Linked DNA regions of Homo sapiens: region 2 is linked to region 1. The links are chromatin loops, found by intact Hi-C in ENCODE. Cell type or tissue: heart right ventricle. All regions are shown on one strand. Links, peaks and the distances in the headings refer to the core of each region. The heading gives the core; the rest is flanking DNA.

Evidence for each region. A loop is a pair of places that touch in the nucleus more often than their neighbours do. Peaks named below come from ENCODE experiments on the same cell type or tissue, not always from the same donor. Only the 100,000 strongest peaks of a DNase experiment are listed, where the experiment ranks them.
Region 2: a loop joins it to region 1, with 12 times the contacts of the local background. A loop is called at or near these places in 4 of 110 quality-filtered maps.

Annotation. Positions count from the first base shown.
Region 1 is chr11:3,448,912-3,460,927 of GRCh38, reverse strand. It overlaps the pseudogene ENPP7P15. Among named protein-coding and RNA genes, the nearest start is that of ZNF195, 76 kb to the right of the region's middle. RefSeq lists enhancers at 1,000-1,499, 1,500-2,001. In heart right ventricle, for the core only: a CTCF peak has its summit at 5,876 (motif pointing left); a DNase peak (open chromatin) is centred at 5,877; H3K4me3 peaks cover 394 bases; H3K27me3 peaks cover 609 bases.
Region 2 is chr11:3,828,447-3,840,462 of GRCh38, reverse strand. The region is part of intron 1 of RHOG (ras homolog family member G); the gene reads left to right. LOC124902619 (a long non-coding RNA gene) reads right to left here and starts at 3,186. Exons shown (of 2, transcript XR_007062560.1): 1 at 2,771-3,186; 2 at 2,188-2,396. RefSeq lists an enhancer at 1,164-1,363. In heart right ventricle, for the core only: no CTCF peak of the experiment used is centred there; DNase peaks (open chromatin) are centred at 2,512, 3,414, 4,494, 5,702 and 1 weaker place; H3K4me3 peaks cover 987 bases; H3K27ac peaks cover 7,479 bases.

The DNA.
Region 1 (12,016 bases), core at 2,049-10,048:
AATGCATCTCAGGCATTAATAAACACTGTCTTGACCAGTCTGGGTGGCTCACCCCTGTAATTCCAGCACTTTGGGAGGCCAAGGCAGGCGGATCACTTGAGGTCAGGAGTTCGAGACCAGCCTGACCAACATGGAGAAACCCCATCTCTACTAAAAATACAAAAATTAGCTGGGCGTGGTGTTGCGCACCTGTAATCCCGCTACTTGGGAGGCTGAGGCAAGAGAATCACTTGAATCCTGGAGGCAGAGGTTGCAGTGAGCCGAGATTGTGCCATTGTACTCCAGCCTGGGCAACAAGAGCGAAACTCCGTCTCAAAAAAAATAATAAGTACTGTCTTGACTGTGGTCATCAAAAATATTTGATTAAGGGTTAGCTAGAAAGCCTGCCCCTTTCACAGATGGACAGAAGGGCCAAAAGAAAATAGATTGTTTGCACTGGGGCAAGAAGGATAAGAATCCTATGGGAAAAAAAGAGGGATTTGTTTAGTGAGCGCTGGAGAGAGGCATTTGTTTTTTTGCTTAAAAAAGAAACACAGGTTGGGTGCGGTGGCTCAAGCCTTAATCCCAGCACTCTGGGAGGCCAAGGTGGGTGGATCACCTAAGGTCAGGAGTTCGAGACCAGCCTGGCCAACGCCATGAAACCCCATCTCTACTAAAAAGACAAAAACAAAAGAAAGAAAGAAATTAGCCAGGCATGGTGGAGAGCGCCAGTAATCCCAGCTACTTGGGTGGCTGAGACAGAGGATCACTTGAACCTGGGAGGCAGAGGTTGCAGTAAGCCAAGATGGCATCATTGCACTCCAGCCTAGGCAACAAGAGTGAAACTCTGTCTCAACCAAAAAGAAAGAAAGAAAGAAAGAAAAAAACATAGTTTTAAGTCCACTCAGTGGAGTTTAAAAGTACATTCTCGTTGCACAGTGCTTTTGGAATCTTTTCTAAATTTCTGTTGCACATGATCTAATTTGATCTTCATAGCAACCCTGAGGTGGATAGGGCAGGCCTTTCTGAACACCTATTTTCTAGTTTGCATTAAAAGAACGGAATTGGCTGGGACCAGTGGCTCATGCCTATAATCCCAACACTTTGTGATACAGAAGGGAAGTGCTCAGAAGGGAAGAATGTGGTCCCTTTAAATGATATGGAAGTGAGGAAGGGAAGCACTGGGTAGAGGAGGGTGTGGTCCCTGGCTAGGGCTCCACCCCAGGGCCTGTGCCCACGGACCTAGGTGAGGACAGGTATTTTTGTTTTCCTGCCCAAATGTTGCATTTCCCAAGACCACCCTGGCTGCCACACACCCATTCTGTGCCTATAAAAACCCTGAGACCCTAGCAGGCAGGCACACAGGCAGCTGAACTTCGAGAGGAGCACATCAGCGGAGGAACACAAGGGTGCTGGACGTCAAGAGGAACGCACCAATGGGCACCGACACACCGCAGGCCACTGACTGCAGAACAACACAGAGTTTGGCTGGGACATTCGGAGAAGAGTCAGGCCACTCACCCGACTCCAGGGGTAAACCATCTCCCTTCTGGCTCCCCCACCTGCTGAGAGATACTTCCACTCAATAAAACCTTACACTCTCAGGCCTGTAATTCCAGCACTTTGGGAGGCTGAGGAGGGCAGATCACGAGGTCAGGAGATCCAGACCATCCTGGCTAACACAGTGAAACCCCATCTCTACTAAAAATACAAAAAAATTAGCCAGGCGTGGTGGTGGGTGCCTGTAGTGTCAGCTACTTGGGAGGCTGAGGCAGGAAAATGACGTCAACCCAGGAGGCGGAGCTTGCAGTGAGCTGAGATCGCACCACTTCCGGTATACCAAGGCAAGAACCCCAGGACAAAAAGAGCCCTCTGTCCTTGCAATAAGGCGGGGGTCTAATTGAGCCGACTAACACAAGCTACCTACAGACGGCTAAACTAAAAGAGCACCCTGTAACACACACCCACTGGGGCTTCAACTATAAACATTCACCCCTGGACACTGCCATGGGGCTCCCTGCCTGTCTGCATGCTCCCCTAGAGGTTTGAGCAGTGGGGCACTGAATAAATGAACCACACCCGCATCGCATGTCCTTCGAAGGGGACAACGGAACTTTTCCCATTTCATCTGAGAGGCCAAGGCAGGAGGATCACTTGAGCCCATGAGTTTGAGACCAGCCTACACAACCTAGCAAGACCCCATCTCTACAAAAAAAATAAGTAAACAAAAAAAAAAAGCATTAAAAATTAGCCAGCTGTGGTGGCACACACCTGTAGTCTCAGCTACTCAGGAGGCTGATGTGGAAGGATTGATTGAGCCCAGGAGATTGAGGCTGCAGTGAGCCAAGATTGAACCACTGCACTCCAGCCTGGGCGACAGAGTGACACCCTGTATCGACAACAACAAAAAGAATGGAAAAAAATAACTTCTCAAATAGCTAGCAGAGGCAGATCTGGTTCTCAAATGCAGGTTTTCAAGGTTTCAATTCTTGTTTCTAGCAGTAATATGGAGAAACATGATCACTAATACATGAAGGAGAGGAGGTTTCAAGTTCTGATGAAAAGATGGTAAAGAGAGGAGTTAGTTGACTAGGAGTGACTAGGAATAGGAAGAAAACGCATGACACTACTTAGAGGAAAGAAGAAAAATGAGCATAGAGGTGACTGAGCAGACAGAAAGGACTTGGAAGAAGCGTGTTTGGCCCTGTCTCTAAGTTTTTTCCCTTGCTTTAGTAACTTTCCTGATGACTTGGATGAATCTTCTCTTCCAGGGTACCTAGTGTTCCCTTTCTGTCCACTTCTCCTTTCCCAGGGCCCATACAGTCTGGGAAAGCATGCTCTGCAGGCTTCTCGTATCTTTCCTTCCTTAATCAGCCCCTAGCATCTCTACATAACCCATATACACCTGGAGTTCCACATGTCCCAGTCTTTGCACTGCAGTGAATTCAAAGAATGGTAGACTCTAGCTGGGCGCAGGGGCTCACACCTGTAATCCCAGCACTTTGGGAGGCTGAGGCAGGCGGATCACTTGAGCCTAGGGGTTCAAGACCAGGCCTGGCCAACATGGTGAAACCCCATCTCTACTAAAAATACAAAAATTAGCTGTGCTTGGTGGTACATGCCCTGTAGTCCCAGCTTCTGGGGAGGCTGAGGCAGAAGAATTGCTGGAACCCAGGAGGCAGAGGTTGCAGTGAGCTGAGATCGTGCCACTGCACTCCAGCGGCCTGGGCAACAGAGCAAGGCCCAGTCTGAAAAAAAACAAAGACAAAACTAAACCAAAAAAACACAAAAAACTAAAAACGCGCACACACACAAAAACAAAGGTAGACTCCAATAGGAAAAATTCACTCAAAAGCAATTCAAATAATTATTCAGTCAACCCAGTTCTATCTCAGTTCTTTATTATATACATAAGCTTATTCTGTCCAGATGCCCTAGTTTTCTTTTTCTTATCTTTTTTTGTTTTCTTTTGAGACAGGACCTCACTCTGTCACCCAGGCTGGAGTATAGTGGCACAATCATGGCTCACTGAAGCCTCAACCTCCTGGGCTGAAGTAGTTCTCCCACCTCAGCCTCCTAAGTAACTGGGACTACAGGTGCATGCCACCATGCTCAGCAACTTTTTGTATTTTTTGTAGAAACGGGGTCTCACTATGTGGGCCAGGCTGGTCTTGAACTCCTGGACTCAAGAAGTCCACCTGCCTCAACCTCCCAAAGTGCCAAGATTACAAGCATGAGCCACTGCATCTGGCTGATTCCATAGTTTTCTTTTTCTCTTTGCCCATTGCCTGGATTCCATAAACAGAAGGAAAACCCAGGGGCTGACTTTGTAGGCAAGACTCTTTCCTCTTCAAAACGTAAATTGGCTCAAGTGGTACCAAAACTGAAACATGTTTATAACTTAACATCTTTTCTTCCTACCCCTTCAATCTCTTGAGCAATGACAAAAGGCACTGGGCTCTTTATTTGTGTAGGGAAAAGAAAGAGAGATCAGACTGTCACTGTGTCTATGTAGAAAGGGAAGACATAAGAGACTCCATTTTGAAAAAGATCTGTACTTTAAACAATTGCGTTGCTGAGATGTTGTTCATTTGTAGCTTTGCCCCAGCCACTTTGCCCCAACCACTTTGACCCAACTTGGAGTTCACAAAAACATGTGTTGTATAAAATCAAGGTTTAAGGGATCTAGGGCCGTACAGGACGTGCCTTGTTAACCAAATGTTTACAAGCAGTATACTTGGTAAAAGTCATTGCCATTCTCTAGTCACAATAAACCAGAGGCACAATACACTGTGGAAAGCCTCAGGGACCTCTGCCCTTGAAAGCAGTGTATTGTCCAAGGTTTTTCCCCATGTGATAGTCTGAAATATGACCTCGTGGGATGAGAAAGACCTGACTGTCCCCCAGCCAGATACCCGTAAAGGGTCTGTGCTGAGGTGAATTAGTACAAGAGGAAAGTCTCTTGCAGTTGAGATGGAGGAAGGCCACTGTCTCCTGCCTGCCCCTGGGAACTCAAAGTCTCGGTATAAAACCCAATTGTACATTTGTTCAAGTCTGAGATAGGAGAAAAGCTGCCCTGTGACGGGAGGCGAGACATGTTTACAGCAATGCTGCCTTGTTATTCTTTACTCCGCTGAGATGTTTGGGAGGAGAGAAACATAAATCTGGCTTACGTACACTTCCAGGCATAGTACCTTCCCTTGAACTTAATTATGATATAGATTCTTTTGCTCACATGTTTTTTGTTGACCTCCTTAATATCACCCTGCTCTCCTACTACATTCCTTTTTGCTGAAATAATGAAAATCATAATCAATAAAAACTGAGGGAACTCAGGGGCCGGGGCCGGTGCATGTCCTTGGTGTGCTCAGTGCCGGTCCCCTGGACCCACTGTTGTTTCTCTATACTTTGTCTCTGTGTCTTATTTCTTTTCTCTGTCTCTCATCCCACCTGACTAGAAATACCGACAGGTGTGGAGGGGCAGGCCATCCCTTCATCTGGAGCCCAGAGTGGAGCCCTTCTCTAGGGTGAAGTTACGCTAAGAACGTGAGCATTGAGGACAGCCGACGAGAGATTCCCGAGTACGTCCACAGTCAGCCTTGTGGTTAGCTTGTGCGCTCGGAGGAATCCAGGGTAACAATGGGGCAAACTGAAAGTAAATATGCTTCTTATCTCAGCTTCATTAAAATTCTCTTAAGAGGAGGAGTTAAAGCTTCTACAGAAAATCTAGTTATGCTATTTCAAACAATAGAACAATTCCGCCCATGGTTTCCAGAACAGGGAACTTTAGATTTAGAAGATTGGGTAAAAATTGGCAAAGAACTAAAACAAGCAATTAGGAAGGTAAAATCATCCCACTTACAGTATGGAATGATTGGGCCATTATTAAAGCAACTTTAGAACCATTTCAAATAGAAGAAGATAGCGTTTCAGTCTTTGACGCCCCTGAAAGCTGTGTAATAGATTGTGAAGAAGAGGCAGGAACAGAGTGTAAGAAAGGAATGGAAAGTTCACATTGTAAAAATGCAGTAGAGCCTGTACTGGCTTGGTCAATGCAGAATGTTGACTATAATCAATTACAGGAGGTAATATATCCTGAATCATCAAAATTGGGGGAAGGAGGTCCAGAATTATTTGGGCCATCAGAGTTTAGACCACGATGGCCACCAACTCCTTCTCCCGCGGTTCAGATGCCTGTGATGTCACAATCTCAAATGCCAATCCAGGCACAGTATCCGCAATACCAGCCAGTAGAAAATAAAACTCAACCATCGGTAGTTTATCAACACCAGCCGCCAGCCGCATTTCAGTATCGGCCGTCTCCAGAGGTTCAGTATGGATCTCAGGCAGTGCGTCCTGTGCCAAATAGCAAGGCACTACATCAACAACCCACGGCGATGGCGTTTGATCTTACAGTACCACCTAGTGGACAAGATAGTGCACTGCATGAGACCATTGCTACAGCCAGAAAACAGGGAGATCTTGAGGCATGGCAATATCCGGTAATGTTACAACCGATGCCGGCCGGGAAAGCGAGTCAGGCAGGAGCGTCTGTCTGAACTGAGACTAGATATGAATCTTTCACCATAAAAATGTTAAAAGATATGAAGGAAGGAGTTAAACTATATGGACCTAACTCTCCTTATATGAGAACATTATTAGATTCCATTGTTCATGGAAATAGACTTATTCCTTATGATTGGGAAATTTTGGCTAAATCTTCCCTTTCACCCTCTCAGTATCTACAGTTTAAAACCTGGTGGACTGATGGGGTACAAGAACAGGTACGAAAAAATCAGGCTACTAATCCTGTTGCTTATATAGATGCAGACCAATTGCTAGGAACAGGTCCAAATTAGGGCACTATTAACCAACAATCAGTAATGAAAATGAGGCTATTGAACAACTAAGGGCTATTTGCCTCAGGGCCTGGGAAAAGATTCAGGACCCAGGAACCTCCTGCCGTTCTTTTAGTTCAATCAGACAAGGCTCTAAAGAGCCATATCCAGACTTTGTGGCAAGGTTGCAAGATGCGGCTCAAAAATCCATTGCGGATCATAATGCCCGAAAAGTTATTGTAGAAATAATGGCTTATCAAAACGCAAATCCGGAGTGTCAATCAGCCATAAAGCCATTAAGAGGAAAGGTTTCAGCAGGAGTTGATGTAATTACAGAATATGTGAGGGCTTGTGATGGGATTGGAGGAGCTATGCATAAGGCAATGCTATTGGCTCAAGCAATTACAGGGGTTGCTTTAGGAGGACAAGTTAAAACATTTGGGGGGAAATGTTATAATTGTGGTCAAATCGGTCATCTAAAAAAGAATTGCCCAGGCTTAAATAAACAGAGCAAACAAACAAAAAAGAGCCACCTGGCCTGAGCCCAAGATGTGGAAAAGGAAAACATTGAGCTAAGGAATGTCGTTCTAAATTTGATAAAAATGGACAACCATTGTCGGGAAACGGGAAGAGGGGCCAGCCCCAGGCCCCGCAACAAAGTGGGGCATTCCGGATTCAGCCATTTGTTCCTCAGGGTTTTCAGGGACAACAACCCCACAGTAAATACCACCATTTCAGGAAATCAGCCAATTACAATACGACAATTATCCCCTGCCACAGCAGGCAGTGCTGCAGTAGATTTATGTTCTACTCAAATGATTTCTTACTCCCTGGAGAGCCCCCGCAAAAGATTCCTACAGGGGTATATGGCCCGCTGCCAGAAGGGATGGTAGCCTTATTTTAGGAAGATCTAGTCTAAATTTGAAAGGAGTTCAAATTCATACTGGGGTAATTGACTCAGATTATAAAGGGGAAATTCAGTTAGTGATCAGCTCTACTGTTCCCTGGAGTGCCAATCCAGGTGATAGAGTTGCTCAATTACTGCTCTTGCCTTATATTAAAATTGGGGATAGCAAAACAGAAAGAACAGGAGGGTTTGGAAGTACCAACACTGCTGGAAAAGCTGTTTATTGGGCTAGTCAGCTCTCAGAGAATAGACCTGTGTGTACAGTTACTATTCAGGGAAAACAGTTTGAAGGATTAGTGGATACTGGGGCTGATGTTTCTATCATTGCCTTAAATCAACGGCCAAAAAATCGGCCTAAACAAAAGCCTGTCACAGGACTTGTTGGTGTGGGCACTGCCTCAGAAGTGTATCAAAGTTCCAGGATTTTACATTGTCTAGGACCTGATAATCAAGAGAGTACAGTTCAGCCTATGATTACTTCTATTCCAATTAATTTATGGGGCCGAGACTTATTAGAACAGTGGCATGCAGAGATTACTATTCCAGTCTCTCTATACAGCCCCACGAGTCAAAAAATCATGACTAAAATGGGATATCTCCCTGGCAAAGGACTAGGGAAAAATGGAGAAGGCATTAAAGGTCCAATTGAGGCTAAGGGAAATCCAGAAAGAAAAGGACTAGGGTATCCTTTTTAGGGGTGACCACTGTAGAGCCTCCAAAACCCATTCCATTAACTTGGAAAACAGAAAAGCCTGTATGGGTAAATCAGTGGCCACTACCAAAACAAAAGCTGGAGGCCTTACACTTATTGGCAAAAGAACAATTAGAAAAGCATTCATTTTCGCCTTGGAATTCTGTGTTTGTAATTCAGAAAAAATCATGCAGATGGCACATGCTAACTGATTTAAGAGCTGTTAATGCAATAATTCAACCCATGGGGCCTCTCCAACCTGGGCTGCCCTCTCCAGCCATGATCCCCAAAGATTGGCCTTTGATTATAATTGATCTGAAGTATTGCTTTTTTACCATTCTTCTGGCAAAACAGGATTTTGAAAAATTTGCTTTTACTATACCAGCCATAAATAATAAAGAACGAGCCACTAGATTTCAGTGGAAACTGTTGCCTCAGGGAATGCTTAATAGTCCAACTATTTGTCAGACTTTTGTAGCTCAAGTTCTTCAACCAGTTAGAGACAAGTTTTCAGACTGTTATATCATTCATTATGTTGATGATATTTTGTGTGCTGCAGAAACAAGAGACAAATTAATTGACTGTTACACATTTCTGCAGACAGAGGTTGCAAACGCAGGCCTGACAATAGCATCTGATAAGATCCAGACCTCCACTCCTTTTCATTATTTGGGAATGCAGGTAGAGGAGAGAAAAATTAAACCACAAAAAGTAGAAATAAGAAAAGACACATTAAGAACATTAAATGACTTCAAAAATTACTAGGAGATATTAATTGGATTTAGCCAACTCTAGGCATCCCTACTTATGCCATGTCAAATTTGTTCTCTATCTTGAGAGGGGATCCAGACTTAAATAGTAAAATAATATTAACTCCAGAGGCTACTAAAGAAATAGAATTAGTTGAAGAAAAAATTCAGTCAGCAAAATTAAATAGAATAGATCACTTAGCCCCATTCCAACTTTTAATTTTTGCTACTGCACATTCTCCAACAGGCATTACTGTTCAAAATACAGATCTTGTGGAGTGGTCATTCCTTCCTCACAGTACAGTTAAGATTTTACATTGTACTTAGATCAAATGGCTACATTAATTGGTCAGGCAAGACTATGAATAGTAAAATTGTGTGGAAATGACCCAGATAAAATCATTGTTTCTTTAAACAAGGAACAGGTTAGACAAGCCTTTATCAATTCTGGTGCAGGGCAGATTGGTCTTGCTGATTTTGTGGGAATTATTGATAATCATTACCCAAAAGCAAAAATCTTCCAGTTTTTGAAATTGGCTACTTAGATTTTACCTAAAATTACCAGACAAAAACCTCTAGAAAATGCTCTGACGGTGTTTACTGATGGTTCCAGCAATGGAAAAGTGGCTTACACTGGGCCAAAAGAACAAGTCATTGAAACTCAATATCACTCAGCTCAAAGAGCAGAATTGGTTGATGTCATTTCAGTGTTACAAGATTTTAATCAGCCTATTAACATTGTTTCAGATTCTGCATATGTAGTACAGGTTACAAAGGATGTTGAGACAGCCCTAATCAAATATAGTATGGATGATCAGTTAAATCAGCTGTTTAAATTGTTACAACAAACTATAAGAAAAAGAAATTTCCCATTTTATATGGCTCATATCCGAGCACATACTAATTTACCAGGGCCTTTAACTAAGGCAAATGGACAAGCTGACTTGCTAGTATCATCTGCCTTCATGGAAGTACAAGAACTTCAGGCCCTGACTCGTAAATGTAACAGGATTAAAAAACAAATTTGATATCACATGGAAACAAGCAAAAAATGTTGTACAACATTGTGCTCAGTGTCAAGTCTTACACCTGCCCGCTCAAGAGGCAGGAGTTAATCCTAGAGGTTTATGTCCTGATGCATTATGGCAATGGAAGTCACACATGTACCTTCATTTGGAAAATTGTCATTTGTCCATGTGACAGTTGATACTTACTCACATTTCATATGGGCAACCTGCCAGACAGGAGAAACTACTTCCCATGTTAAAAGACATTTATTATCTTGTTTTGCAGTCATGGGATTTCCAGAAAAAATTAAAACAGATAATGGGCCAGGATACTGTAGTAAAGCATTTCAAAAATTCTTAAATCAGTGGAAAATTACATATACAACAGGAATCCCTAATTTCCAAGGACAGGCCATAATTGAAAGAACTAATAGAACACTCAAAGCTCAATTGGTTAAACAAAAAAAAGGAAAAAGTAAGGAGTATAACACTCCCCAGATGCAACTTAATCTAGCACTCTATACTTTAAATTTTTAAAATATATATATAAATCAGACCACTACTTCTGCAGAACAACATTTTACTGGTAAAAAGAACAGCCCACATGAGGGAAAACTGATTTGGTGGAAAGACAACAAAAATAAAACATGGGAAATAGGTAAGGTGATAACATGGGGGAGAGGTTTTGCTTGTGTTTCACCAGGAAAAAATCAGCTTCCTGTTTGGGTACCCACTAGACATTTGAAGTTCTACAATGAACCCATCAGAGATGCAAGGGAAGGCGCCTCCACAGAGACAGAGAACCCGTAATCGAACATCATCGACTCGCAGGGTGAACAAAATGGTGATATCAGAAGAACAGATGAAGTTGCCATCCACCAAGAAAGTGGGGCCGCCGACCTGGGCCCAGCTAAAGAAGCTGACACAGTTAGCTGAAAAAAGCCTGGAAAACACAAGGGTAACACAAACTCCAGAGAATATGCTGCTTGCAGCTTTAATGATTGTATCAACGGTGGTAAGTCTCCCTATGTCTTCAGGAGCTGCTACAGCTAACTATACTTACTGAGCCTATGTGATTTTCCCACCCTTAATTCGGGCAGTCACTTGGATAGATAATCCTATTGAAGTATATGTTAATAACAGTGCAAGGGTACCAGGCCCCACTGATGACCGTGGCCCTGCCCAACCTGAAGAAGAAGGAATGATGATAAACATTTCCTTTGGGTGTCATTATCCTCCTATTTGCCTGGGAAAAGCACCAGGATGCTTAATGCCTACAATCCAAAATTGGTTGATAGAAGTACCTACTGTCAGTGCCACCAGTAAATTTACTTATCATACGATAAGTGGAATGTCACTCGGGTCACAAATGAATAACTTACAGAATTCTTCCTATCAAAGATTATTAAAATTTAGGCCTAAAGGGAAACCATGCCCCAAGGAAATTCCAAAAGAATCAAAAGACCCAGAAGTCTTAGTTTGGGAAGAATGTGTGGCTGATACTGCAGTGGTACTACAAAACAATAAATTTGGAACTATTATAGACTAGGCCCCTTGAGGCCAATTATATTATGACTGTATGGGCCAGACCCACTCATGTTCACAGGCTCCATCTGTCTGGCCCACTAATCCGGCCTAGTTAGTGATTTAACTAAAAGGCTAGACCAGGTTTATAGAAGGCTAGAATCACCCTATCCATGGAAATGGGGTGAAAAGAGGATTTCATCACCCCGACCAAAGTTAGTTAGTCCTGTTGTTGGTCCTGAACACCCAGAATTATGGAAGCTCACTGTGGCCTCATACCACATTAGAATTTGGTCTGGAAATCAAGTTATGGGAACAAGAAATCATAAGCCATATTATACTATTAACCTAAATTACAATCTGAAAATTCCTTTGCAAAGTTGTGTAAAACCACCTTATATGCTAGTTGTAGGAAACATAGCTATTAAACCAGATTCCCAAACTACAACCAGTGAAAATTGTAGATTGTTTACTTGCATTGATTCAACTTTTGATTGGCAGAATGGTACTCTGTAAGAGCAAGAGAAGGCGTGTGGATCCCTGTGTCCATGGATCGACCGTGGGAGGCTTCTCCATCCGTACATATCTTAAGTATTAAAAGGAGTTCTAACTAGATCTAAAAGATTCATTTTTACTTTGATTGCAGTGATTATGGGCCTTATTGCAGTCACAGCTACTGCTGCGCCTGCTGGAATTGCTTTACACTCCTCTGTTCAAACTGCAGAATATGTGAATAATTGGCAAAAGAATTCCTCAAAATTGTGGAATTCTTAGACTCAAATAGATCAAAAATTGACAAATCAAATTAATGATCTTAGACA
Region 2 (12,016 bases), core at 2,283-10,282, 380 kb before region 1:
TTGGGGTGAGAGGGGCGGTGTCTGGGGCCTCCGAAAGCTCTCTCCCTGTCAGATGGATGCTAATACAGACCCACACTCGGTCTGCAGCCCCAAGGCCCTCTGCACTCAGGAGGACCCGGGTTGGGTGGGGGAGCCCCGCCGACCCCAGTCGTTGTCTGTATGTCTGTTTTCCTGAGTCCCGACCTTACCTGGAGCCAAGCAGTAGGTATTTAGTGAGCAGACGCTGTTCCTAGCTGACCAGAGCCTGGCCTTGCTCTTTTGGGAGTAACTTGGTCTTGCCCTGTAACTGGAAGTGGAAGGACTCTCATTCAGAGGTACTGATAGTCCCTGACAAGTTTTTGTTGTGTCTTTTGGGGACAATTGAGAACCATCTCCTAGTGTTCCTCTTCATTCTTAGTCCCTGAATTATACACATGCTCCTGTCGTCTCCCTCCACACCTTCTTTAGTTTCTACCCACAAATCCGCCATCACTCTCTTCTCATCCCTTCCAGTCTCTTTTCCTCCAAACATACGGTCATACCTAGGCCTTGACCTGTCTTCACCTACCCTGCCCCATGTTCGTCTTGGTCCTCTGCAACCTGCCCCATCCCTTCCCTTCCCAGCTCTGGCACCCACACACATGCACCTCCTGGTTTCTTCCATCACCCCTCATTCCTTTTGAACCCTCAGCCTGTCACCCTCTCTGTATCCTTCCCTCCCACCCACTTATCTCCAGCTTTGGAATCAGTTGTTGAAGACTTAGTGAGTTCTAGAGTCTTTTCAAACCTCCCTAGCTTGGAGAGGCAGTCTGCAGCCTCCCAGTGATAGAGACGGATTAAAGAGCTGGAAAGCCTGTGTGTGTGTGTGTGTGTGTGTGTGTTTGCGTGTGTGTTCGCACGCGCGTGTCTGTGTATCTACATCTTCATCTCTTAGAGATGGATTAAAGAGATGGAAAGCCTGTGTGTGTGTGTGTGTGTGTGTGTGTGTGTGTGTGTGTTCGCGCGCGCGTGTCTGTGTGACTACATCTTTATCTCTTACAGACAAAATAACTGCCCTCAGCCTTGAGAGGGCCCAGAGCAAGGGAAGCCAGCAGAATGAAGGGAACCTGCAGTGAGTGAGGTTGTGGTTAGGCAGGAGGAAGCCGTTTGTAGCAGTCAGGGTAGGGTGACACAGGAATAAGACTTGTAAGAGAGGCCGTGGGAAATCAAAATCACCCCAACCCGTGGTGCTTGACCAAGAGGCCAGGCCTAGAAGCCGGAAGACAGCCTGAAGGTCCCTGACTCCATTACCTACTAGTTCCAGCATCACCTGGTGGAAAGAATGGGACCAGCTTGGGTGTGATGGAAATAAAGGGAGGAGGCAAATGCAGGATTCTGGAGGAAAGACTGCAGCTGGTCTAACTTCGGACTTAAGAAGCGGCGGAGGCAAAAGTGTCTGCTCCTTTCCTGCTACCTTCTGGGGCCTGCCTAGGCTGGGTACCCGCATGCCCTGATCTGCATCAGGGCCTTAGTGACCAGGAAGCCCTCTGGAGTTCTACTGACCCCTCTGCCTTCAGGCATCCTTAATACTCCCCATCTCACCTAGGACCCTATTCCTTCTCAGGAATTCCTCCCAAATTTAACTTCAGTCCATCCTGGCTATGGAGGCTCTTGTTTCCACTCTAGAGCTCCATCCTCAAGCTTTTGGGGTGCATCTGAGGATCTTGCTCCTGTCTACCTCCTCTAGTCATCTGTATTCATTTCTCTCCACTAGAAAAAAAGAGAAGTAGAGGGGAGTAAGTGCTACAGCTAAATTTAAGGGCTCTCCCTGTTCCCCATTCTGTCATCTTCCCATGTCACAGTCGTCCCTCTCCCATGAATTGTTCTTCTTCCAGTCCTGCCCTTCCAACCACTTGTCTCTCTTCCCATTTCTTGGAGGTACAGAAGTTTGGGTCCGGGAAGAAATCCCAGGGACCTACATAAGAGCCCAGGTTAGAGAAGGATGTGCATACAAGGCACTTTCCCAGCATCACAGCTTAATAAAAACCCCAGGAGTCCCAGTTCCTAGGCTGGCAAACCAGTAGTTACTTTAGTATTCTGCGTAACTGAGCAAACCCACAGGGCTCTGATGGTAAAGACAAGATGGGTGAGACAGGGATTCTCCCAGGTGAGATCTGGCCCCATTGGAAGTTTGAGCTAATTGCAAAAAAGGCATCATTGGAAAAAATGTGACCAGGGCGGGAGAGATTTTAATGGGAAAATATTGGGGGGTAAAGGGAGGTGGTGGCTACAACCTAGGAGGCTGCCGCTGAAGTCTTGGCTAAACAGGTATGGTCAAGGTTGTGACATGAAGAAGGGGGCTCAGGCCCACACTGAAGACTCCTTCTATATACTGTAGACCCATTAGTGGTGAGGTCAGTAGGGGTCCGTGACAAGAGCTGAGGAGGGAAACCAAAGACAAAGCCTGGGCCACCTCCCCAGATCAGACTGGTTTTCCTGTCCAGGGTCCAGCTTCCTCTTTTGTCCTCATCTCATATGGGGGGAGGGCATCTCTCCAGGAGCTAGAGGCCAGAGGAGGAGCTTCTCAGCTAGGGCAGGGCCAGAGTGGCTGGCTATTGAGTAATGTCAGTGCTAAATCATGAATGCACCAGGATGGGCTAGGCATGAGAGCCTGGGAACTTGGAAGCAAAAAGGCTCAGATGTAAGTCAACCCACCCTTTGGCCCATTTTCTGAAGGAATAAACCATGGTAGCGTTCTCCTGAATGAGGTTAAAGAGATGGCCCATTCTCAGGCCAGAGTTAGAATCCTCACCTTCTCTCCTTTGTAGAAGTAGCATAAGGGTGGAGGCTAGAAGATCCGGATCCTTGTCGTAGATTTGCTACCTGGTCAACTTGGTTTCTCTTGGCTCTATTTTAGCATTAAGGAGTTGCATATCAGTACCTCCAAAGGCAACAGTGAACATCATGGCTCTGACTCTTCCTCCCCCAAGAGACTGCTCATAGCAGTGCCCCTCACTCTGGGCCCTTGTGTCTTACCAGCCTCAATTTGACAGGTCCGAGTAGTCTGTACATACATATCTGTCCAGGGATAGTACTGCCCTTTCCCCAAGCACAAGGACTGTTAGAGCTTGAGAGATAAGAAGGCAGAGAATGTTGGGGATTTTGCCAGGGGGTAGTAAGATGGGGGAGTACCCTGTCTCCTACTCCAGCTCTGCCTCACTGACAGTGGAAAATAGATGCCGGAGTTTCCTCCCTGGTGTTATTTTCCCTTGTGGAAACCCCCTCAGGCCTCGGGCGGGGCTAAAGGGACTGGGCAGCCCTGGGTCTCTCTGTGGGTATTTTCAGGTGGGGGTGCCAGGATTTGCAGGATGGCACTTCTGTACAGCCTCATGTGAAATTAGCAAAGGCAAAGGAAGTGCCACTTCACAGGCCTTTGGTGGGGCCCAGGGACTGCTGAGCTGCTGCTAGGCGGGGAGGAGGAAGCCAGTGTGCACCCTTCCTCTGTGCTGCGTGGGGGAGGGGGCAGCTTCCTTGGCTCCCCCAGCCAGAGCTGTCCTGGTCCTGAGGCTCAGCTTTTTTTTTTTTTTTTTTTTTTTTTTTTTGAGATGGAGTCTTGCTCTGTCACCCAGGCTGGAGTGCAATGGCGCGATCTCAGCTCACCACAACCTCCACCTCCCGGGTTCAAGCCATTCTCCTGTGTCAGCCTCCCAGGTAGCGGGGACTACCGGCATGCACCACCAGGCCCAGCTAATTTTTTTTGTATTTTTTAGTAGAGATGGGGTTTCACCATGCTGGCCAGGCTGGTCTCGAATTCCTGACCTCAAGTGATCTGCCAGCCTCAGCCTCCCAAAGTGCTGGGATTACAGATGTGAGCCACCATGCCCAGCTGAGGCTCACCTTTTATGGAACACTTAGGGTGCTGGGACAGTGAGGGAAGAAGGTTGGGAACTAGGACTTAGTGAAAGGGTCCTAGACTGCCCCCAGCCTTCCCAGCTACCACTGTCTCGTTTCCTAGTGGGTGGCATCAACTCTTCTCTTTTCCTACCTGCTGCTGCAATGTAGGATCCTCTCCAAAGGCTGAAGGATGAATGACAAGAGGTGGAGAGTCCTCCAGCATGGATTTTTTCTTTCTTTTTTTTTTTTTTTTGGAGATGGAGTCTTGCTCTGTGGCCCAGGCTGGAATGCAGTAGCATGATCTCTGCTCACTGCAACCTCTGCCTCCTGGGTTCAAGTGATTGTCCTCCCTCAGCCTCCTGAGTAGCTGGGATTACAGGCGTAATCCCACCACTACGCCCAGCTAATTTTTGTATTTTTAGTAGAGACGGGGTTTCACCATGTTGGCCAGGCTGGTTTCGAACTCCTGATCTCAAGTGGTCTGCCTGCCTTGGCCTCCCAAAGTGCTGGGATTACAGACGTGAGCCACGGCACCCGGGGGATTTTTTTTTTTTTTTTAAGGCTAGGAACTGGGCTCTCTTGGGTTCTTCCCTGCTGATGGGGAGAAAGGGAAGAAAGAGACTCAGCCCTTGGCCTGGTCCCAGTCCCACACTGACCTCATGTCTCCCCCAGCTTCCTCCTCCCAGCCCAGCTGCAGCCAGCTGCAGCCCCTTTGAGCCTCTTTATATCACCTCTCCTCTATTCCTCCCTTCAAAACAAACAAACAAACAAACTTGTAGAGCTTTGGAAGTGTTTCCAACAGTGCCCCTGTCCCTTGCCATGTCTTTGACCAAGGGTCCTCGGATATTCCCAGTCTGTAGCCTGTCGGGACCACTTTTCCTTCCCATCTTCCTCATCATCTCTGAGCTAGATCTGCCAGCTTCACCTCTCACCCTTCCAGTTGAAGACAAGACAGTATAGCTTATGTGTTTATTACCCCAACTTTGGGCTCTTCAGGGTGAATGAGAAAGAAGTTGGTTACTTATGTCTTGTGTCTTCTGGTCCTAGAGGTTCTTCCTTGTTCCCAGCATCAGAGTCTGTGGATTGATGGGGGAGGAGGGGTATGTCATTCTACAGCTTTTGCTCAGCCCTTCCCTGGGCTTCTGGAAATAAACAGAAGGTCAGACTACCCTCCCCCTGAAGCATCCAGTTAGTTCAGCACAATGAAAAGTACGGTCAATGCTGGGAAAGGTAAGGCAGAAGAGGGGGTTGCTGTGATGTCCTGGAGAAGCTGGGGAACAGTACTGGGCCTGAAGGACAGGAAGGATCTGAAGGGGGGTGAGTCGCATTCCAGGAAGAGGAACTCCCATATGCAAAGACATGATTGCATCGACTTCATTCAGTCATTTACTGACAGCTACTACATGGTGTGCTCAGCTTAGGGTGCTCAGCAAGGTCCAGTCAACCAGGACCTTGCCCTCTAGACACTCCCATTCTAATAACAAGAGATAAGATTCACATCAGCCTCTCCAAGCCTGTGAGAGAGACAGGGACCAGACTTTGGATAGGATAAGTCACTTCTGACTTGGATAATTTACGCTTTCCTGGAAGAGGCAGCAATGGTGCATGGTTCCATATTACTACTTGGTGTATTTTACGGAAGAGAATATGGAGGCCCCTTTGTAGAGGATCAGGATTGGAATGGCCAGAGATGGATTGTAGTTATAATGAGGTTCAGGGAGGGCTGCAGAAAGGGAGCCCCATGTTAGGGAGGCAGGTTATAGAAGGCTGAGGTAAGTTCCCATCACCTCCATACTCGCCTATCTTTTAAGAGTCCGTTCCTCCCCTCCCCCACTCCCAGTTGGGACACTTCCCCTGCTGTAACAGCCACAGAGATCTGGCAATCAGGCTGCTTCCTTTCCCTCCCCCATTCTGGGCCTGCCTGGGCCACACCCCAAGGCCAGGCCCCACTGGGTACAAGCCGGGCTCCAGGGACCACATTCAGATAGGGTTAGACCCCCATGGGCTATACTTCCTGCCGGAGCCAGGTCAGCCTGGTACTGGGAAGAGAGATTTTTGCCTATTTCAGGCATAGCTTTTGCCTGTCATTGCTGTCCGATGAGATTCAGCATTGCAGTCTTGTCTGTTGGGGGGTGGGCAGGGAGTGTCCGATACTGGGCTTCAGAGAAGTCTCTCCATATCTCAGTGATGAGGGCTGGTACAAGCAGATCAAAAGGCAATGGTTGTACAGTCCTGTGTGCCTAGCCCTATACTTAGAGGTTTTTTTTTGTCATTTAGTCCAGAGAAGCCAAGGCTTCAGTACTGAAGGGCATGTACAGCTGGGAAACTTACGTATGACTGTTGGAAAAGGAGAATCACACAGAGCCAAAGCAGGGTTAAAAGGGGTGGCCATGGGTGCAGTGGCTTACTCCTGTAATCCCAGCACTTTCAGAGGCCAAGGCAGGTGGATCACTTGAGGCCAGGTGTTCAAGACCAGCCTGGCCAACATGATGAAATCCTGTCTCTACTAAAAATACAAAAATTAGCTGGGCATGATGGCACATGCATGTAATCCCAATAACTCAGGAGGCTGAGGCAGGAGAATCACTTGAACCCGGGAGGTGGAGATTGCAGTGAGCTGAGATCGCGACACTGCACTCTAACCTGGGCGACAGGTAGCCATGCAATGGATATCCAAAGAAGAATTCAGTAACCTTATGCAACTGTGAGACTTAAGTTAGGCCTTAAGGAGTAAGGAAGATTAGAGAAGGGAGAGGGAATGGCAGCAGAGGGAAAAACAAAGAGTAAAAGTTCAGAGGCAAGAATGATCCTGGCTTGTTTGCAGAGGACATTGAAAATCCCTCTGGAACAGGGAGCTGGGAACTCACACTTGCAAAGTACCTACATTGTGCACATATTATACATTAATGCACTTAGTCCTTATAACAGTGCTATGTGGTAGGTACTGTACGTTGCCACTGCATTTGAAAGATAAGGAAATTGAAGCTTAGAGAGGCAAATCATCAGAAGCTCAGGGTCACACAGCTGGTAAGAGGCAGAACTAGGATTCAAACCCAAGTCTACGTAACTCTAATATCCCTTATCAAATTGTGAAGAACTCTGAATGCCAGTATGAGGGACCAGGCATGATCTGAATTGGGACTAAAAAGCCAGAATAAGTCATTGTAATTTGTCTAATAACATACAGATCTGGCCAGGCATGGTGGCCCACGCCCATAATCCCAGCACTTTGGGAGGGCTAGTCAGGAGGATCACTTGAGACCAGGAGTTCAAGACCAGCCTGGGCAACATGGCAAGACCCTGTCTCTACAAACAAACAAAAAGATGCATTAAAAATACAAAAATTAGCCAGGTGTGGTGGTGCCTGCCTGTAGTCCCAGCTACTCAGGAGGCTGAGGTAGGATGCCTTGAGCCTGGGAGGTTGAGACTACAGTGAGCTGTGATGGCACCACTGCATTTCAGCCTGGGCAACAGAACAAGACCTTGCTCCAAAAGAAAAAACAAAACAAAACAGATTGGCAACCATTGATTTACTAAATAACTTTTTTTTTTTTTGAGACATGGGGTCTTGCTGTGTTGCTCAGGCTGGAGTGCAGTGGCTACTCACAGGGACGATAACCTTGACTAGTGTACACACTACAACCCTTCACTCCTGGGCCCAGCCTCCCTAGTAGCTGGGACTGCAGGTGCACCACTGAGCTGGGCTTAATGATTCTTTTGAAAAAGCCACTTAGTGAATAAGTCATTGTTGAACCCCGCTCCAGATAGGTCACACTCCTGGTTTGGTGTCCTGCAGCACTGACATCCCTTCTTCCTGTTTGGCACAGTTTAGACTCTATATGCCCTCCTGAAATGGGCTATGGTAACTTATTCAACCCAGTTCAGGCCAGAGGATTTCAGAAAGAAGAGTTGTTTTGGGAGAGAGGATAAAGGTCTGAACTAGACCTGAGTAGGGAGGACTGGGCTGATCCCCTACCACAGATACAGGCATACTCAGTGCTTCCTGCCTTCTGGGATGAAAGGCTTTGCTCCTGTCACCTCCTGTGTGTACAGCACTTCAGTTTACAAAGTGTATTCATTCCCATGGTCAGGTTCCTTGATGCTGCCCTTGAGGCTGGGAGGGGTACTATTATTACTTCTACTGTACAGATAAAGAAACAGAGGCTCCAGGAAGGGCAGTAACTTACCTGATCAAGGTCACACAGTTAGCTGGTAAGGGGTAACTTGAAGACTGTATGATGCACCAAGGAAAACACAGGACTTTGGGTCACAAAACTGGGTTTGTGTTCTGGCTCCCACACTAACTAGCTGTGTGATGTTGAGTTACTTTTACTGTTCTGAATTTGTTTCCTCATCTGTAGAATAGGCATAGTACTAACAGGTTGTTATAAAGGTCAAATGACATAATAACATGTGACCTATAAAGGCTTATACCATATGAGGGCTTTTTTATCAAGGGTCAAGGTCGGCAGATAAACTCAAGACATCAGAGTCAGGTATCCAGTACTCTTGGCCCTATACCACACTGCCTTTGCTCTGCTTGTTTCTGGACACTACCATACTCATCATCCTTTTCCAGTGTCGGTCCTCGTTCCCTTCCCAGCCCGGAAGCTACGCTGTCCTTCCCCTCTCCTTTGAGAGCTGATTTACTGATTGCTAGTTGATAACCACCTCTTTAGAGAGCTGTACTTCCAGTCTCTTGGGCCTTGTGACAGCCAGCCGGAGTTCCCTCCTTGCCTTCCTGCCTGGGCCAGCCCAGTGCTGGGCTTTTCAGTCATACTGTCAACACCCACTCTCCTGCTCTGTGTGGAACTGAAGATTACAGGCCCAGGAGTTCTGCTTTGAATGTCAAGGCTTCCCACGTAATCCGCTGGGCACAAATAATGCCCCCTGCCTCCAAGGAGCTTTAAGTCTTAGTTCATCCACCTAGTGCTCTTGTAACAACCATTTTAATCTCTAATTCCTGGATAGGAAAACTGAGGCCCAGCAAGCGTAAATGCCTCATGCTTGGTTATAGTGAGTCAGCAGAGCTGGGGTTAGAACTTAGGTCTCTCAACTTCCAGTCTGAGGTCTCTATTTGACTCTCCACTGGCCTAGAGGGTCCTTATGCCCTTCCCTGACCCACTGTCTGAGGGTCTCTATCTGAATGTCCTGACGTTGCATGCACACGTGCACGCGCACAAACACACACACACACTCTCTCTCATTCATGCAAATAGGATGGAAATATTTTTTAATGTGAACCAGAGACACAACTTCATAGAGTGAAACCATTCCTCTCCCAGCTGATTCCAAGGCAAACTGTAGCCTGGGAGGGAGGTGGGACCAAGCCCTGGGTCCTTTGCAGCCCCCACATGACGAAAGTTTCTTTTCCACTTCCCAGTGGGGATTTTCTTCCCCACTTGTCATTGATTTTTGAAGCTTCTGAACCAGTGGTGAGAGCCCAGGCTGGGGGGGTAAGGGGTTCCCAGACCAGGGTGCAGCCTTGCAGTATAGCAAGTGAAATGGAGAAAATGGGCTAGTGTTGATGGTGCTTGGGTGGAGCCAGGGATAAGGAATACTCAGGGATTTGGTTGTGTTTAAAACAGGGCTGCCCCCTCTCAGGGAGCAGGCCCTGGTTGTGGGAGACAGTCAGGGAAAGGAAGTCACATATTGACCACCAAGAGTCCCCCATGGCCAAGAGGAAGTAGCTGATGAGAGAAGGATCCTTGCCATAGCAGTGTAAATAATCACAGGGTTTCTGGAAGCTGTGTTCCAGAACTCAGAAAAGCAGTTCATCTCCCCGAGGCCCTGTGACCTGCAGAGGTAACCAGATGTTGGCTGGAGCTGGGACTCCTCATACTTACCCCACTCATAAATACAGCAGTCCATTTATTGGGCACTTGCTATGTGCCATACCTCATGCTGGACATCTTCTATACATTATTAACTCTTACTTTTTATTTTTTTTTTTTTGAGACAGGGTCTTGCTCTGTCGCACAGGCTGGAGTGCAGTGGTGTGATCATAGCCCACTGCAGCCTTGACCACCCTGGGATCAAGTGATGCTCCCACCTCAGCCTCCCGAGTAGCTGGGACTACAGGTGTGTACCACCACACCCTGGTAATTTTTTCATTTTTTGTAGAGTCAGGGTTTTGCCATGTTGCCCAGGCTAGTCTCAAACTCCTGGGCTCAAGCGATCTACCTGCCTCATTCTCCCAAAGTGCTAAGATTACAGGCATGAGTCACCGTGCCTGGCCTCATTTCATATTCTGAGCAATTGTAATGCAATAGGCAAGATTATCCCCATTTTACAGATGAGAAAATTGAGGCTCAGGGAACAAATATATTGCCAAGATCACATATAACTAGTTGGTGGAGCTGTGATTAGAATACCTGCGAGTCTTACTCTAGCATCTATGTTCTTAATGATGGTATTTTCTATCCAAGAGTCTGGAAGTCTCTAAAATCTTTCAGAGGCACATGCCAGGATCTCAGGAAATGGACAGAAGATTGAGGGGAAAGTCAAGTTTTTGTCTTACTCTTGACTTCATCCTTCCTAGTTGGGCCTGAAAGATTTGCTCCAGGCCGGGCATGGTGGCTCATGCCTGTAATCCCAGCACTTTTTGGAAGGCCAAGGCGGGCAGATCACAAGGTCAGGAGTTCAAGACTAGCCTGACTAACATGGTGAAACCCCGTCTCTACTAAAAATACAAAAATTAGCTGGACGTGGTGGCATGCGCCTGTAATCCCAGCCACTCGGGAGGGTGAGGCAGGAGAATCGCTTGAACCCGGGAGGTGGAGGTTGCAGTGAGTCAAGATTGCGCCACTACACTCCAGCCTGGGCGACAGAGCAAGACTCCGTCTCAAAAAAGAAAAAAATTTGCTCCACCCCACCAAGGGCCTTGAGAGAAGATACTAATGTCTGGGAGCCTCAGCCTCTACCTCATTCATCATAACATACCCAGACCCCAGTCCAAATCCCAGGTCCAACTGAATCTCCAGTATTCCCCTGCATTGAATTGGCAATCTGAGTGTACATGGCCAGATAGGGTTTTCAGTACTTACAAGAATGATGGGGTGGCCAGGTGTGGTGGTTCACGCCTGTAATCCCAGCACTTTGGAAGGCTGAGGCAGGTAGATCACCTGAGGTCAGGAGCTTGAGACCAGCATGGCTAACACGGCGAAACTCCATCTCTACTAAAAATATAAAAATTAGCCGGATGCAGTGGCACCTGCCTGTAGTCCCAGCCACTCGGGAGGCTGAGGCAGGAGACACTTGAACCCAGGAGGCGGAGGTTGCAGTGAGCTGAGATCACGCCACTGCACTCCAGCCTGGACGACAGAGTGAGACTCCATCTCAAAAAAAAAAAAAAAAAAAAATTTCCCCATTGCCAGAATACCCTGGATTGGGATAGGGCAGCTCTCTAAAGAATTGAGCCCCTTACTCAGCAGGTTTCTTAACTGTGCCTTTGGGTTTGTACTCAGTAGCCAAGATACCAGGTTTGGAGAGGGCAGGGTGGGCCCTGAGTTGAGAGAGGTTCTACTTATGGCTGCATCACAGAGTGACCTGGGACAGCTGTCCTGTGCCAAAACACTTTCCAGTCTCCTGGTGGAAAGGGTCCATATTTAGTAGAGGATCTAGTAGATCCCTAAATTTGTGCACTCTCCTTTTGTGTCTGTATAGCCTGGAAAAAAAAAATAGCTAATACTGGCCAGGCGCAGTGGCTCACGCCTGTAATCCCAGCACTTTAGGAGGCCAAGGCGGGCGGATCACGAGGTCAGGAGATCGAGACCATCCTGGCCAACACGGTGAAACCCCATCTCTACTAAAAATACAAAAAATTAGCCGGGCGTGGTGGTGGGTGCCTGTAGTCCCAGCTACTCGAGAGGCTGAGGCAGAATGGCGTGAACCCAGGAGGCGGAGCTTGCAGTAAGCCGAGATGACGCCACTGCACTCCAGCCTGGGTGACAGAGTGAGACTCTGTCTCAAAAAAAAAAAAAAAAAAATAGCTAATACTTGTGGACGAGGCACTGTTTTAAATGCTTTACATGTATTATATAATGCTCACAATGACCCAGTGAGGTAGATATTATTTTATCCTCATTTTACTGGTAAGAAAACTTAGGCATACAGAGGTTAAGCAATTTTTTCAGGGTTACACAGCTAGGAAATAGCAAAATCA